Regions from separate parts of the Homo sapiens genome. Here region 2 is linked to region 1. A link is an interaction called in ENCODE POLR2A ChIA-PET data of the cell type or tissue named here. Cell type or tissue: CD4-positive, alpha-beta T cell. All regions are shown on one strand. Each heading gives the region's core, and the rest is flanking DNA. Links, peaks and the distances in the headings are about the cores only.

Region 1 (7,484 bases), core at 1,450-6,449:
CCGGTGTGCCCGGCATGGGGCCTGTCAGAGGTGAGAGGGGCCTGAGGCCAGGCCCTGTGTGGGCAAGCTCCCCGGGCCAGCAAGAGCACAGAAACACAGGTCTTTGGGGTGGCAGGAAAACACAGGGGATGGCTGTGGGGTGCCTAGGTACCTCAAGCATTCTGAAGGTGGGCAGCAACCAGGGTGTGGAGAGACTGAGGTGGACAGGAGAGAATGAGGCTGGGAGCCTCCTGTAAGCCAGGGTGGGAAAAGGCAGCAGAATGGAAAGTGACTGGAGTAGAAAGGGATCCAGCCTCACACACCTCCGTTTTCCCTAGGAGCTGTTTGGCTTCTCAGGACCCATACTGTGGATGGCATAGCTCCAGGGGCTGTGTGGATATCAGGGGATCTGGTGGGTAAGTGATGGGTCCTTGGGTTTCCTGAGCATAAAATTCCCCACCAATAAGACAAGCTGAGGGCCAGAGTGGGAGATACGGACAACGTACAGAATTCTATAGCCACTTCGTTTTCCTCCTAGGACTGATGTGGATCAGGCTGGGAACCAGGAATCCATGGAGCATGGTGACTGCCAAGGTAAACAGAAGAGGCAGCTGCTGTTGCAGCCAAAGCTGCACATGGCCATGATGGCCACAGACACCATCCCAGGCTTGGCCTTTTGTCCTTCTCTCCTTCTGTGGCACAGTCACCCCATCAGTTCTTCATGAAGCTTCTCTTTCCCCCCATCTTCACCCTGTCCCTTCTTCATAGATGGAGCTACTGGGAGTCAGTCTGGCCCTGGGGATTCTGCTTATGGTGAGTCCTCTTGTCCCAACCTCACCTTCCCTTGCTCAGCCCACATACCTGAGTGTGTGTCCTGTAGCAGCAGCAGAGCAGCATTCTGAATACCCTGGGAGTATCGGAAAAGGGTCGGCATCCTCCAGATACCCAGCATGTAGCTCAGTACTTGGCACACAGTAGGGTACTTTTTGAACAAATAAATCAATGTCCTGCATGATGAGCCCTTCCCCAGGCCCAGAAGAAACTAGAGGCTGGCGTTCTGGACTCCTGGGTTCCACAGGAGGGAGGAAGGACCCCTGGAAGGGTGTCAGGGGTAGAGATCAAGAGCCTCACTGGCTCTGACCTGGTCTCTGCCACCAGTGCTTCCGGGTCCTGGCCCTTCCCCTGGGACCCCCAGTCCTCCCAGTGATGCCCACCCCCGGCCCCAGTCTTCCACTCTTGGAGTTCACACTCGGGGTAAGGGGGCTACTTGGGAGAGATAGGAGTGAAGTGTGGGGCTGCTGATTCTCGGAGCGTTCTAAGCCCCTCACTGAATGGTGTTTGGTGCTCACTAACGCCTGTTTGGAGCCTCCCTTCCCCAGAATTGGGCATCCCAGCCCCGAGTTCTCCTGCACGAGCAGTTTTTGGCAGTTGCTCTTGGCATGGCTACAGGGGCCAGAAGTGGGATGGGGAATCCCCAGGCCCAAGCTCTGGCCTGAGTGTGAGGGGTAGTGCGTGGGCTGTATGCTGAGGAGTCAGGAGAGGTGAATCCTGAGGATGGTGGAGGCTGTAGGAGTGAGGCTGAGTAGCAGCGGGAGGGACGATGATGTCAGGCCTGGGAACTGCCGGCGCCTCTGGGCCTAGGTACCCCGCACCGCCTCCCCTTGGCTGAGCCTCCCTCCTCCCTCTCGGTCGGCAGGCGTGCGCCGGGACCTGCCCCCAGCCTCGGCCTCCCGCTCCGTCCCCATCCCACTCCTCCTGGCCAGTGTGGCCGCAGCTTTTGCCCTGGGCGCCTCAGTCTCTGGCCTCCTGGTCTCCTGTGCTTGTCGCCGCGCCCACCGACGTCGGGGCAAGGACATCGAGACTCCGGGGCTCCCGCGCCCTCTCTCCCTCCGCAGTTTGGCCCGGCTCCACGGTGGGGGCCCAGAGCCCCCGCCGCCCTCCAAGGACGGGGACGCGGTGCAGACGCCGCAGCTCTACACCACCTTCCTGCCGCCTCCGGAGGGCGTGCCCCCGCCGGAGCTGGCCTGCCTGCCCACCCCCGAGTCCACGCCGGAGCTGCCGGTCAAGCACCTCCGCGCCGCCGGGGACCCCTGGGAGTGGAACCAGAACAGGAACAACGCCAAGGAGGGTCCGGGCCGCTCACGGGGCGGGCACGCGGCGGGCGGGCCCGCGCCCCGCGTGCTGGTGAGGCCACCGCCGCCCGGCTGTCCCGGGCAGGCCGTGGAAGTCACCACCCTGGAGGAACTGCTGCGCTACCTGCACGGCCCGCAGCCGCCCAGAAAGGGGGCCGAGCCCCCCGCCCCTTTAACCTCGCGGGCGCTCCCGCCGGAGCCCGCCCCCGCCCTCTTGGGCGGCCCCAGCCCCAGGCCCCACGAGTGCGCCTCGCCGCTGAGGCTGGACGTGCCCCCCGAGGGCAGGTGCGCCTCTGCCCCCGCCCGGCCCGCGCTCTCCGCCCCCGCTCCCCGGCTGGGCGTCGGCGGAGGCCGGAGGTTGCCTTTCTCCGGCCACCGGGCCCCCCCTGCCCTGCTCACTCGAGTCCCCTCGGGAGGTCCCTCCAGGTACTCCGGGGGTCCCGGGAAGCACCTCCTGTACCTGGGCCGGCCCGAGGGCTACCGGGGCCGCGCCCTGAAAAGGGTGGACGTCGAGAAGCCCCAGTTGTCCCTGAAGCCTCCCCTCGTCGGGCCCTCCTCCCGCCAGGCCGTCCCGAACGGCGGCCGTTTCAACTTTTAAAGGGAGCGGCCCACGGCCTCCAGCGTGGGGAGCGCCCGAGTCCTCTCGGCCACGAGCTGGACGCTCTTCAGGACGTTTCACCGCCCCCTCGCCCCGCACCTCCAGCCTTCCCGACTCGCAGAGTCTCCCGAGGCCCCTTTTCGCCTCGGGTTTATTTATTGACTGTCTTTCCCCCTGTCCTCGACAGAAGAGTGGGAGGTGAGAAGCCCGTCTCCTCAGTGAGCCAGCATTTCAGGGGGAGCTGGCGGACTCCCACTCCCCGCTCCCTTCCAGCCAAGCTGCCTTAACTCGCCCCTCGGGGCTCCCCCAGAGACTGTGCCCCGGGCGGGCCGCGCGCGCTGTGTCCAGAGTCCTCGGGCCTTCTGGGTCTGGGACGTGCCTCTCCTACTGTGTAGGAGCCTCCGCTTCCCAATACAGCCGTGTCTGCAGCCACTGCCTGACTTCACTCGGGCGGGGGAGGGCGGCAGTCGGTCGGCTCGCTCTGGGCGCCCTCGCTCTCTGCCTTCATCTGGGCCCTGGGCTCTCCCGGGTAATGGGATGGCTGCGGTCCCGCCGGGGGGCAGTCTGGAAAGGTTTCCTAAAGGAGACGAGCGAATTAACGGTGTCGAGGTGAGCCAGGGCCAGGGGGACCCCGGTAAAGTTTAGTTGAGGCTGGGGAAGGCCCTCGGAGCTCGTTTCCAGATCGAGGTAAGAGGGACTTTCTTAAAGGCCTAGTCTATGGGATGGGGCGGCGGAGGGAATTTTTTGAGAAATAAAATGAAGCTGCAGTGTACGTTACTTGAAGTTCCACATCAGAAAATCTTGTCCTTAGGAGAATTTGTCTGGCAGATTTTGGGTTGCATGAGGGGTAGGCTACAAAAAACAGCAAAGTATTCGTCCCTGTTGGAGGCAAGGGTCTGCCCCCGGCTCTTACTTAAGGAGCGGGACGGGGGACGAGAGCGTGCGCGGCGTCACACGCACGCTTAGCCACCCCCCAAGAAGCCGCCGCCGCGCTCAAGCTCCGCGCGCTCAGGACCAGGTAGCGTGTAGCTGTCGTGAAGCTCCCTTTGCTCCGGTTGGGACTGGCTGCGGATACCTGTCCGTTATCCCCGGCACCAATGAGAGGGACGAACAGGACCACCTGCACCGCCCACCACCCTCGCTAACAACGCTTTAAGGCCTAACGCAGGAGGCAGCTGGTGCGAATTTACAAATCGGGTTTTTCACCCCCGCGTGGCTGCAATGTCCGCCCAGTTCGAGCCCCACATTCTCCCGCTGGCTCCGCCTGGGGGTCGGGCCAACTCTTGCTGCTAAGGAAGCCTCACCAGTCCCCTTCCCGTTTGCTACCTAAATGTCCTCGGCGGGAAACTGCTGAGAACAATTTGGGGAAGCCTGAACTTGTTCCTAGTTCCGCGCTTTATTACTTGTGATCATGACTGGTCAGAACTCCGCCCGGAGCCTCCATTTGTTCATCTGAAAAATGGGGTTGAGAAGCTCAAGTACCAGAATGTGAAAACGCTTTCTAAAGGCGAAGGCATGGTATCTTGTGAGATAGTAATTCCTTCAAACTCACGCATAGGCTATTCCTATTCCTAACTTTGCGATCTGCTTTCACTAGGCAATCCCTTTCCCTTTGTATCCTTATAATTTTCACCTATAGATTTTACCCCCAGGGTTTTTTAATGCCCTCTGAACATTATTTCCATTTCAGTTAAGCTTGTCTGGCCAAATTTGGTTGTCCTCCAGAGTCTGACCTCTTTTTGCTTGGCGCTTGTTTCACCAGGTTGAAGTGGTCCTTTAGGTCTCAGTTTTTCCCGTATGGGGTGCCTTACTTAAACCAAGGTGCCTCGGGGCCAGTGCTAGTTTCCTAGATACTGGAGGAAAGCAAGCAAGGAAGGAGTAGAGAATCCAGTCACTTGACTTCATTATCCTCTTCAAACCGAAATTTTGAAGGACAAGGAAAAGTTTCAAGGCTGCAGCCTTTCACAGTCCTCTGAGGGACAAAACTCAAATATAGTTCTTGCCTTGAAGGTGGTCACAAACAAAAAGGGTAAATGATCCTAAGGTTTAAATATAGACCTAAAAGAGAGATATATACAATGGAAATTTAATCTTGTAATTCTTTGCAGGCAGCAGTAATTTATAGGTTAAAGTCCTGGTTGTAGTTTAATTATAAAATATGTTCTTTTATTAGTATTTATCACTATGGTGACTTCTTTAGCCAAAGAGTATCTAAACTGAACTCTCAGAGCTAACAGAAGTAACTATGTTGCAGTGAGAGCAACAGTCCTGGGTCTCTACCTCTTGTTTTCTATGTGACCTTGGCAATTCAACCAACATCTTTGAGGCTGTTTTTTTGGTAAGGAATGGAAAGAACATATGGCAACAGGGATTTGTAAAGTACCGTATAAATATATATATTTAAATTAAGTGCTTTGTGGGAAAATGATTTGCCCAAAATAAAGCAGACTTCTACCAAGTATGCAGTTCATTAATACAGATACCTCTCCCTGATAGAGAGTAGTGAATAATAAATTAAGAGGATGAATTAAAGTAAATTATCCCTGACAATAGAAGGATAAATATGACCTCAAGGAATCTGCTAATACTCTTTTTTAAAAAATCATACCATTAGCTCAGTTTTTGTCTTTAGGAAAACCAGAATGTGCCAACGGGAGGATAGCATCATCATCCTCAGGGATTTCTAAGCTGATTTCTCAGAGGCATCCTGGGAGGTTATGGAGAAACCAGGGCCCCAGCAGACAGATTCCATCAGTTTGTGTAAGGCTTTGGGGACTTGAATCACAGAAGGTTCCACAGTCACAGAGCTTGAAAAGCTGTTCAGCATCTTGGGTTCTTTGGGGGCTAAGTCACAGGGGCCTGAGATATTATTGTCTCTCAGGTTTTTAACTCCTTGATGTCACTGTCCCATCCATGAGAACCACACAGGTATGCGTCACTCTCTGCTACTTAATCCAGCAGTTGACCCTTCAGAACTGTTGGCTCATAAGAATATAAGGTTATATGTATGAGAGTAAGGTTCAAGTACATGGATAAAATATGAAGCCTGTAAATCGAAAAGATCACCTACCTTTACCAGGTGTATCAGACAGGGTCCCAACAGGAAATAACATTCTCAAAATAATGAAGGGCTATTTTGAAAGGTATGGGCAAAGGATAGGTCAGTAACTGGAGGCTAATAACTGTATTAGGCCTAAAAGGATAAAAGGAGTTATTAGTTTCTAGGTCCTGGAGGGGGAGAGTGCCTTGAGAGAAGCAGTGACTTTTTTTTTTTTTTTTTTTTTTTTTTGCGATACAGTTGCTGGAGTGCAGTGGTGTGATCTTAGCTCACCAAAACCTCCGCCTCCCAGGTTCAAGTGATTTTCGTGCCTCAGCTTCCCGAGTAGCTGAGATTACAGGAGTGCACCACTGTGCCTGGCAAATGTCAATACATCGACTTCAGTCTTTTCTCTTCCCCCAGTCTCCTGTCAGGGCTCCCTATTGGCTGAATCCAACTGGAGGCCAAAGCACAGGAAGCCCATTGATGTTCATATAGGTCAGTCTCCCAGGACAGAGAACAGGCTACAGAATAGAGGAGCGTAATCTGGAAGGAAAGAAAGAAAACATCCAGCATACCTAGAGATGAAGACCCTATTCATTCCCCACAAGAGAGATTATTTTTTACTCTTCTTGCTCAAGTATTGCTGGCCAGAAACTCTATGCAGATACCCCCAAATTAGTTTTGGAGCAAAATTTACTTTGGGGAGCTTATAGGAAATGCTGCTTGGATCATATTTTTCTTCTCAGTTTCTTTTTTTTTTTTTTGAGACAGAGTCTTGCTCTGTCGCCCAGGCTGGAGTGCAGTGGTGCAATCTCGGCTCTCTCAGCTCACTGCAATCTCTGCCTCCTGGGTTCAAGCCTCCTGCCTCAGCCTCCCGAGTAGCTGGGATTACAGGGATGTGCCACCATGCCCGGCTAATTTTTGTATTTTCAGTAGAGATGGGGTTTCACCATGTTGGCCAGGCTGGTCTCGAACTCCCAACCTCAGGTGATCTGCCCGAGTTTGGCTTTTTTTTTTTTTTTTTTTTTTCCGAGATAGTGTCTCACTCTGTCACCCAGGCTGGAGTGCAGTGGTGCAACTGCGGCTCACTGCAAGCTCCGCCTCCTGCCTCAGCCTCCTGAGTAGCTGGGACTACAGGCGCCTGCCACCACACCCAGTTAATCTTTGTGTTTTTAGTAGAGACAGGTTTTCACCATGTTAGCCAGGATGGTCTCAATTTCCTGACCTCGTGATCCGCCGGCCTTGGCCTCCCAAAGTGCTGGGATTACGGGCCACGGCACCCGGCCCTCAGTTTCTTAAATGCAAATCTGAGATGAATTAAGCTGCCCAAGGCTAGTGAATAAAATAGCATTCTGACAAAAGGGAAATCACAGAGGAAAGTACACTAATTAACTCAATGTAGAAACTGTAGTTTTAGAAAGAACAATTTTAGCCAGGGTGCCATGGCTCACGCCTATAATTCCAACAGTTTGGGAAGGTAAGGCAGGTGGATCCCTTGAGCTCAGGAGTTCAAGACCAGCCTGGGCAACATGGTGAAACCCTGTCTCTACCAAAAATACAAAAATTAGCCAGGCATGGTGGTGTGCACCTGTAGTCCCAGCTTCTCAGTAGGCTGAGGTGGAGGATTGCTTGAGACCTGGAGGTCGAAGGTCGAGGCTGCAGTGAGCCAAGATCATGCCACTGCACTCCAGCCTGGGCAAGAGTGAGACCCTGTCTTTAAAAAGAAAAAAAAAAA
Region 2 (7,484 bases), core at 1,193-6,192, 82 kb before region 1:
GCTGGGTGTAGTGGCACGCACCTGTAGTCACAGCTACTCTGGAGGCTAAGGCACGAGAATTGCTTGAACCCAGGAGGCAGAGGTTGCAGTAAGCTGAGATCACAGCACTGCACTCTAGCCTGGGCGACAGAGCGAGACTCCGTCTCAAAAAAAAAAAAAAAAAAAAAAAAAAAAAACATTTACTAAGTAGGTAACCTTGGGTAGGTTGGTTAAAATTTCTCTAGAGCAGACTGGCTACCTTATCTATAAAATGTGGAAGTAACAACATGTACTTCCTAAGGTTGTTATGAGAATTCAACAAGTTACGTATAGGCTTAATCTATAATAAATGCTCTACTTAATCTACAATAAATGCCTATAAATTCTAGCAATTATTATCAATGTGAATTATGAAATGCCATCTACAGGACAGGAAGGGTCGGGGAAATGAGAGGTACAACAGAAAGAGAAAAGGAAAAGAGTTGAGACTGGTTTACTGAAACAAAAGGAAATGAACATTAAGTTACAGGAAAATTTCAAGGGAGAGAAAAGGTAGTCACTGATTCATAATATACTGAAGAATTCTGAGAAAAGATACTTCTATGTTAGGGTAACACATTTTTTGGAGAGGGCAGTGAGATATGGGAGCCAGCGTCAAATAATGCTTTTAAGGCATCCACAGCCTTCTTAGAAGAAGACCATGAACTACCACTCCAAGAAGTCTGCAACTGTTTTTTTTTTTTTTTTTTGAGACGGAGTCTTGCTCTGTTGCCCAGGCTGGAGTGCAGTGGCACGATCTCGGCTCACTGCAAGCTCTGCCTCCCGGGTTCACGCCATTCTCCTGTCTCAGCCTCCCGAGTAGCTGGGACTACAGGCACCCGCCACCATGCCCAGCTAATTTTTTTGTATTTTTAGTAGAGACGGGGTTTCACTGTGTTAGCCAGGATGGTCTCGATCTCCTGACCTCGTGATCCGCCCGCCTCGGCCTCCCAAGGTGCTGGGATTAGAAGTCTGCAACTGTTATGGGGAAGAGGAATTGGCTGCTAGTTACTGTAAGGAGCTCATGCTTCTTTAGCACAGATACACATCAGATCTACCTCTCTTACCACTGACCCCACAGCACAGAAAGTTGAAACCTAATGAGGAAAAACAGAAAGTTACCCCTTACTCCTGGGGTCCCATTTGCTTACAGCATGATAAGCATACATGTTTTTAAAACTCTAAAGTTTAAAATTATGAACTGGACCTGGTCAGATTCCTAGCACCATACTGTGAAATGTGGAATGATTTTTTTGTAATTCTAGGTAAATGTTCAAAAAATGGCAGAAGGAGAAGCCTCTGACACAAAAATTCTCGGAGCAGTCACAAAACTTGTACTTCAAGTCATTTCACTCTGGAGTGAATTCAGACAGCAAAACATTTCAGGTATAAGGTTCCTCTGCAGCCAGACTTTTTTATCTTTTAAAAAAGAATGCCGGGCGCAGAGGCTCAAACTTGTAATCCCAGCACTTTGGGAGGCGTGATCACCTGAGGTCAAGAGTTCACAAGACCAGCCTCCTGGCCAACATGGTGAAAACCCGTCTCTACTAAAAATACAAAAATTAGCCGGCGCAGTGGCAGGCACCTGTAATCCCAGCTTCTCAGGAGGCTGAGGCAGGAGAATCGCTTGAACCCAGGAGGCAGAGCTGGAAGTGAGCCAAGATTGCCTTTGCACTCCAGGCTGGATGACACAATGAGACTCCTTTTCAAAAAAAAAAAAAGGCCGGGTGCGGTGGCTCACGCCTGTAATCCCAACACTTTGGGAGGCCAAGGCGGGAGGATCACCTGAGGTCGAGAGCTCGAGACCAACATGACCAACATGGAGAAACCCCGTCTTTACTAAAAATACAAAAAAAACCAATTAGCATGGCATGGTGGCACCTGCCTGTAATCCCAGCTACTCGGGAGGCTGAGGCAGGAGAATCGCTTGAACCCGGGAGGCGGAGGATACAGTGAGCTGAGATCGCGCCATTGCACTCCAGCCTGGGCAACGAGAGCAAAACTCCATCTCAAAAAAAAAAAAAAAAAAAAAGAATGCACAGGCTGGGCATGGTGGCTCATGCCTGTAATCCCAGCACTTTGGGAGGCTAAATCAGGTGGATCACTTGAGGCCAGGAGTTCGAGACCAGCCTGGGCAACATGGTGAAAACTGGTCTCCACTAAAAATACAAAAATTTAGCCAGGTGTGGTGGCGCAAGCCTGTAGTCCCAGCTACTCAGAAGGCTGAGGTGGGAGGATGACCTGAGCCCAAGAGGCAGAGGTTGCAGTGAGCCAAGATCACACCATTGCGCTCCAACCTGGGCGACAGTCACAAGGTAGATTTTGTTTGAGGCTCTTCCGCTCCTTGAGGGCAATTTGGTACTAACTTGCAAAAAGCCGGCCAGGTGCTGTGGCTCACGCCTGTAATCCCAGCCCTTTGGGAGGCTGAGGCAAGCGGATCACTTGAGGTCAGGAGTTCGAGACCAGCCTGACCAACATGGCAAAACCCCATCTCTACTAAAAACACAAAAATTAGCTGGACATGGTGGCGATCACCTGTAATCCCAGCTACTAGGGATGCTGAGGCACGAGAATCGCTTGATAATGGGTGGCAGAGGCAGCAGTGAGCCGAGATGGGGTCACTGAAATCCAGCCTGGGCAACAGAGCGAAACTCTATCTCAAAACAAAAACAAAAACAAAAACAAAAACAAAAAAACAGAAAAAAACAAAGCAAAAAGCCTTAAAAATCATTATGTACAATCTGACCAAGAAGTACTAAGTTATCTTAGTGAAGCAAACAAAGATGTATATACAAGGTTATACATTACAAGGATATACAAGGATTACAGCAGTGTATATATAACTATAATTGCATAGATCCCATTATTGGAAAGAATCTAAGTGAACAATAGGGAACTGATAATATACATCATGGCGCAGTCATAAAATCAAACACTATATAACCATTATTTTTATGTATATTTATGGATGTCAATATATTGAGTGGAAAAAGGTCAAAAAATTATATAATACAATTTTTTATAAAAACTTTATCTATAAATTCACATGAACTTATACACATAGAAAAGGTGCACAAGATTATATACCAAAATGTTAAAAGATGACCATTTCCTGATAGTGGGAGTAGGCTTATTTTGTAACTTTAAATTTCTATTTTTCCTTACCTATATAAACTATACAAATATTTTAATGTGTATGTTACATAATTTAACAATTAAAGGAATGGCTTTACTGTCATTTTCTTTGCTTAATAACCCATTTTTCCCAGTAAACCACTACTCAACAGTCCCACACATACAAACCACCACACTCCCCACACACACATTAACTCAAGCTCATTACAACCACGTTATGCTATTGCAAAGATAAGGAACAAGAAAAAATATGAAAAGAAAATGCCAGAAATGCTGCTGATGATCCTAAGCTAAAAATAAGTATAAGTCTTACGTTCTCATACCCTCTTTCTCAACTACATATTACTTTCAGATGACTATAAAACCTGAAACATACCTGTATCAGCACATATAAGAGATTCTCTCTTAAAAAGGGAACCATACCCCTCAGAAATCAACACTCTCCTATAAAACAGGGATACCCAATTTCAGCATAATTCCTGGATGCCAAGACTTCAAAAATATTAAAGAACTAGCTTCTAAATTATGAAAATAAGCTAGGAAATCATTAATGTTACTAAAATAATTCCAGAACAGCAGAACCAGTCAAGTCAAATGCCAAAGTGAAAACAACCCAGTCAATTTTTGCTAAATACAATGTCAAGCCTACTCTGGACACACTGCCTATAAGGTAGCCCTGCTCCACAAGGAGCAGTACCCCAAAAAAATACAAATTTTATTTTTTAAAAAAAGGCAGGCCGGGCGCGGTTGCTCACACCTGTAATCCCAGCACTTTGGGAGGCCAAGGCGGGGGAATCACAAGGTCAGATCGAGACCATCCTGGCTAACACAGTGAAACCCCGTCTCTACTAAAAATAAAAAATAAAATAGCCGGGCGTGGTGGCGGGCGCCTGTAGTTCCAGCTACTCCAGAGGCTGAGGCAGGAGAATGGCATGAACCCAGGAGGCGAACTTTGCAGTGAGCCGAGATCACGCCACTGCACTCCAGCCTGGGCGACAGAGCGAGACTCTGTCTCAAAAAAAAGAAAAAAAAAAAAAAAAAAGGCAAAGTCAGCCAGGCACGGTGGCTCACGCGTATAATCCCAGCACTTTGTGAGGCCGAGGCAGGCAGATCACGAGGTCAAGAGATCAAGACCATCCTGGCCAACATGGTAAAACCCCGTCTCTACTAAAAATACAGAAATTGGCTAGGCGTGGTGGCGTGCGCCTGTAGTCCCAGCTACTCGAGAAGCTGAGGCAGGAGAATGGCTTGAACCTGGGAGGCAGAGATTGCAGTAAGCAGAGATCATGCCACTGTACTCCAGCCTGGCGACAGAGCGAGACTCCGTCTCAAAAAAAAAAAGGCAAAGTCGAATCATCACACCATGTCACAGAAAATTTTTCTGAGTAACTCTGTACCAGTCCTAAGGAAGCATTCCATTTTGATCCTCGGCCCCACCTTTAATTGTGTTTGTGGTGAAGAGGTACTGGGGAAGCTGATTTCCAGTCACTTGGCAAACACAACTATGATTCTTCATAAATTTACTTGCTACTACCCAGCCACTGGAGACTAATATTCACTATTGAGAGGAAGGAGAAAATGTAAAGGAAGTGAAAATCCATCAGTATAATCTGAGAAGTGTGAAAAAAGGAAACTTCAGAATGAGAAATGAGCTGAACTTTAAGATGGTTTTGAACTCCTGGCTTCAACTGATCCACCCACTTTGGCCTCCCGAAGTGCTGGGATTACAGGCGTTAAGCTACCGCACCAGCCACAAAGATGTTTAAGAGATAACTTGAAGAGATAATGTAAACAAAATCTTTTTTTTTTTTTGAGACGGAGTCTCACACTGTCACCCAGGATGGAGTGCAGCGTCGTGATCTTGGCTCACTGCAAGCTCTGCCTTGCGGATTCACGCCATTCTCCTACCTCAGCCTCCCGAATAGCTAGGACTACAGGCACCTGCCACCACACCCAGCTAATTTTTTTTTTATTTTTTGTTTTTAGTAGAGACGGGGTTTCACCACGTTAGCCAGGATGGTCTCGATCTCCTGACCTCGTGATCCGCCCGCCTCGTTCTCCCAAAGTGCTGGAATTACAGGCGTGAGCCACCGCACCCGGCCTTTTTTTTTCTTTTTTGAGACAGACTCTTGCTCTGTCGCCCAGGCTGGAGTGCAGTGGCACGATCTTGGCTCACTGCAAGCTCCGCCTCCCGGGTTCATGCCATTCTCCCGCCTCAGCCTCCCGAGCAGCTGGGAGTAGCTGGGACTACACGCGCCCGCCACAACGCCCGGCTAATTTTTTGTATTTTTAGTAGAGACGGGGTTTCACCATGTTAGCCAGGATGGTCTCGATCTCCTGACCTTGTGATCTGCCCGCCTCAGCCTCCCAAAGTGCTGGGATTACAGGCATGAGCCACCACGCCTGGCCAACAAAATATCTTTTAAGTTTTTTGGTCTTGAGACAAGGTCTCACTCTGTCACCCAGGCTGGAGGGCAGTGGCAGGAACACAGCTTACTGCAGCCTCAACCTCTCAGGTTCAAGTGATTCTCCCCTCAGACTCCAGAGTAGCTGGGACTACAGGCACACATCGCCATGCCCAGCTAATTTTTATATTTTTTGTAGAGACAGGGTTTCACTATGTTACCCAGGCTGGTTTCAAACTCCTGAGCTCAAGCAATCTGCCTGCCTCAGCCCCCCAAAGTGCTGGGACTACAGGTGGAAACCACTGTGCCCAAATAATTCTGAAATGAGTTCTCCTCACTCTAGTGTGTGGAACAAAACAGAGTTGGCCTTAATAGCACAGCCTCTCCCTGCACTTTCAGAGCAGAAGCATTTCTGTCAGAGATGCAATGACATCATCTACTGATGAGAAACCAAGAAGCAGTGTGTGACTGACTCTAATGTTTGAAATAAACATATAATTTGGGGACACTAAAGGCTAGCCAGATATGCATTCCTCAGACAACTGGAGTTTTGCCCAAACAGGTCATAGGGAAACAATCCCTGAGGTCCAATTTAATTGCCTACCAACACTACTACATAAATATGTCAATAAGCCCGGGCACAATGGCTCATGACTGTAATCCCAGCACTTTGGGAGGCTGAGGCAGGTAGATCACCTGAGGTCAGGAGATCAAAACCAGCCTGGTCAACATGGCAAAACCCGTCTCTACTAAAAATACAAAAAAATTAGCCGGGCATGGTGGCGCACACCTGTAATCCCGACTACTCGGGAGGCTGAGGCAGGAGAATCACTTGAACCCAGGAGACGGGAGGCTGCAGTGAGCCCAGATCATGCCACTACACTCCAGCCTGGGCAACAGAGCGAGACTCCATCTCAAAAAATATATATGTATGTCAATAGTTCCTACATAGAGCACAAAGAGATAAGCAGCTTTTTTGGAATTAAAATGCTAACTCTCAGTGGACTTTTGGTTGATAAAGATGGAGCGCCACACCAAGCAGGGTGGCTCATGCCTGTAATTCCAGCACTTTGAGAGGCTGAGACAGGAGGATCGCTTTAGGCCAGGAGTTTGAGATCGACTGAGCAATATGATGAGACTGTCTCTACTTAAGAAAAAAAAAAAAACAGCAGTGTGGTGGCCCATGCCTGTAATCCTGAGTAGGCTGAGGTGGGAGGATCACTTCAGCCCAGGAGTTTGAGGCTACAGTGAGCTATCATCATGCCATTGCACACCACCCTGGATGACAGAGTGAGATCCAGTCTCGAGGAAAAAAAAAAGTGGGGGGGCCGGGGAGGGCGGGCGCAGTGGCTCACACCTGTAATCCCAGCACTTTGGGAGGCGGAAGCAGGCAGATCACCTGAGGTCAGGAGTTCGAGACCAACCTGGCTAACATGGCAAAACCCCGTCTCTACTGAAAATACAAAAATTAGCCAGACACGGTGGCGGGCACCTATAATCCCAGCTACTCGAGAGGCAGAGGCACAAGAATCTCTTGAACCCAGGAGGCAGAGATTGCAGTGAGCTAAGATTGCACCACTGCACATCAATCAGCCTGGGCAACAGAGCAAGACTCCATCTCAGAAAAAAGAAAGAAAAAAAAATGCAGGCTAGTCGTGGTGACTCACGCCTGTAACTCCAGCATTTTGGAAGGCTGAGGTGGGCAGATCACGAGGTTAGGATTAGGAGTTCAAGACCAGCCTGGCCAACATGGTGAAACCCCGTCTCTACTAACAATACAGGCGGGGCACGGTGGCTCACACCTGTAATCCCAGCACTTTGGGAGGCTGAGGTGGGCGGATCACCTGAGGTCAGGAGTTCAAGACCAGCCTGACCAACATGGAGAAACCCCATCTCTACCAAAAATACAAAATTAGCCAGGTATGG

The links. ChIA-PET counts read pairs that join two places held together with the same protein. Peaks named below come from ENCODE experiments on the same cell type or tissue, not always from the same donor. Only the 100,000 strongest peaks of a DNase experiment are listed, where the experiment ranks them.
Region 2: POLR2A ChIA-PET joins it to region 1 with 5 read pairs; 10 of 35 experiments call an interaction of 5 or more read pairs at or near these places.

The regions. Positions count from the first base shown.
Region 1 is chr1:151,127,709-151,135,192 of GRCh38, reverse strand. It overlaps SEMA6C (semaphorin 6C), which reads left to right. Exons shown (of 19, transcript NM_030913.6): 15 at 1-30; 16 at 318-395; 17 at 518-573; 18 at 748-792; 19 at 1,676-3,486. The coding sequence ends at 2,709. LOC124904418 (a long non-coding RNA gene) reads right to left here and starts at 5,979. Exons shown (of 2, transcript XR_007066619.1): 1 at 5,780-5,979; 2 at 5,081-5,684. RefSeq lists enhancers at 2,755-3,539, 4,013-4,112. In CD4-positive, alpha-beta T cell, for the core only: no CTCF peak of the experiment used is centred there; a DNase peak (open chromatin) is centred at 3,792; H3K4me3 peaks cover 1,096 bases; H3K27me3 peaks cover 907 bases.
Region 2 is chr1:151,209,593-151,217,076 of GRCh38, reverse strand. The region is part of intron 1 of PIP5K1A (phosphatidylinositol-4-phosphate 5-kinase type 1 alpha); the gene reads right to left. Among named protein-coding and RNA genes, the nearest start is that of PIP5K1A, 15 kb to the right of the region's middle. RefSeq lists silencers at 157-357, 6,361-6,518 and an enhancer at 4,820-5,812. In CD4-positive, alpha-beta T cell, for the core only: no CTCF peak of the experiment used is centred there; no DNase peak of the experiment used is centred there.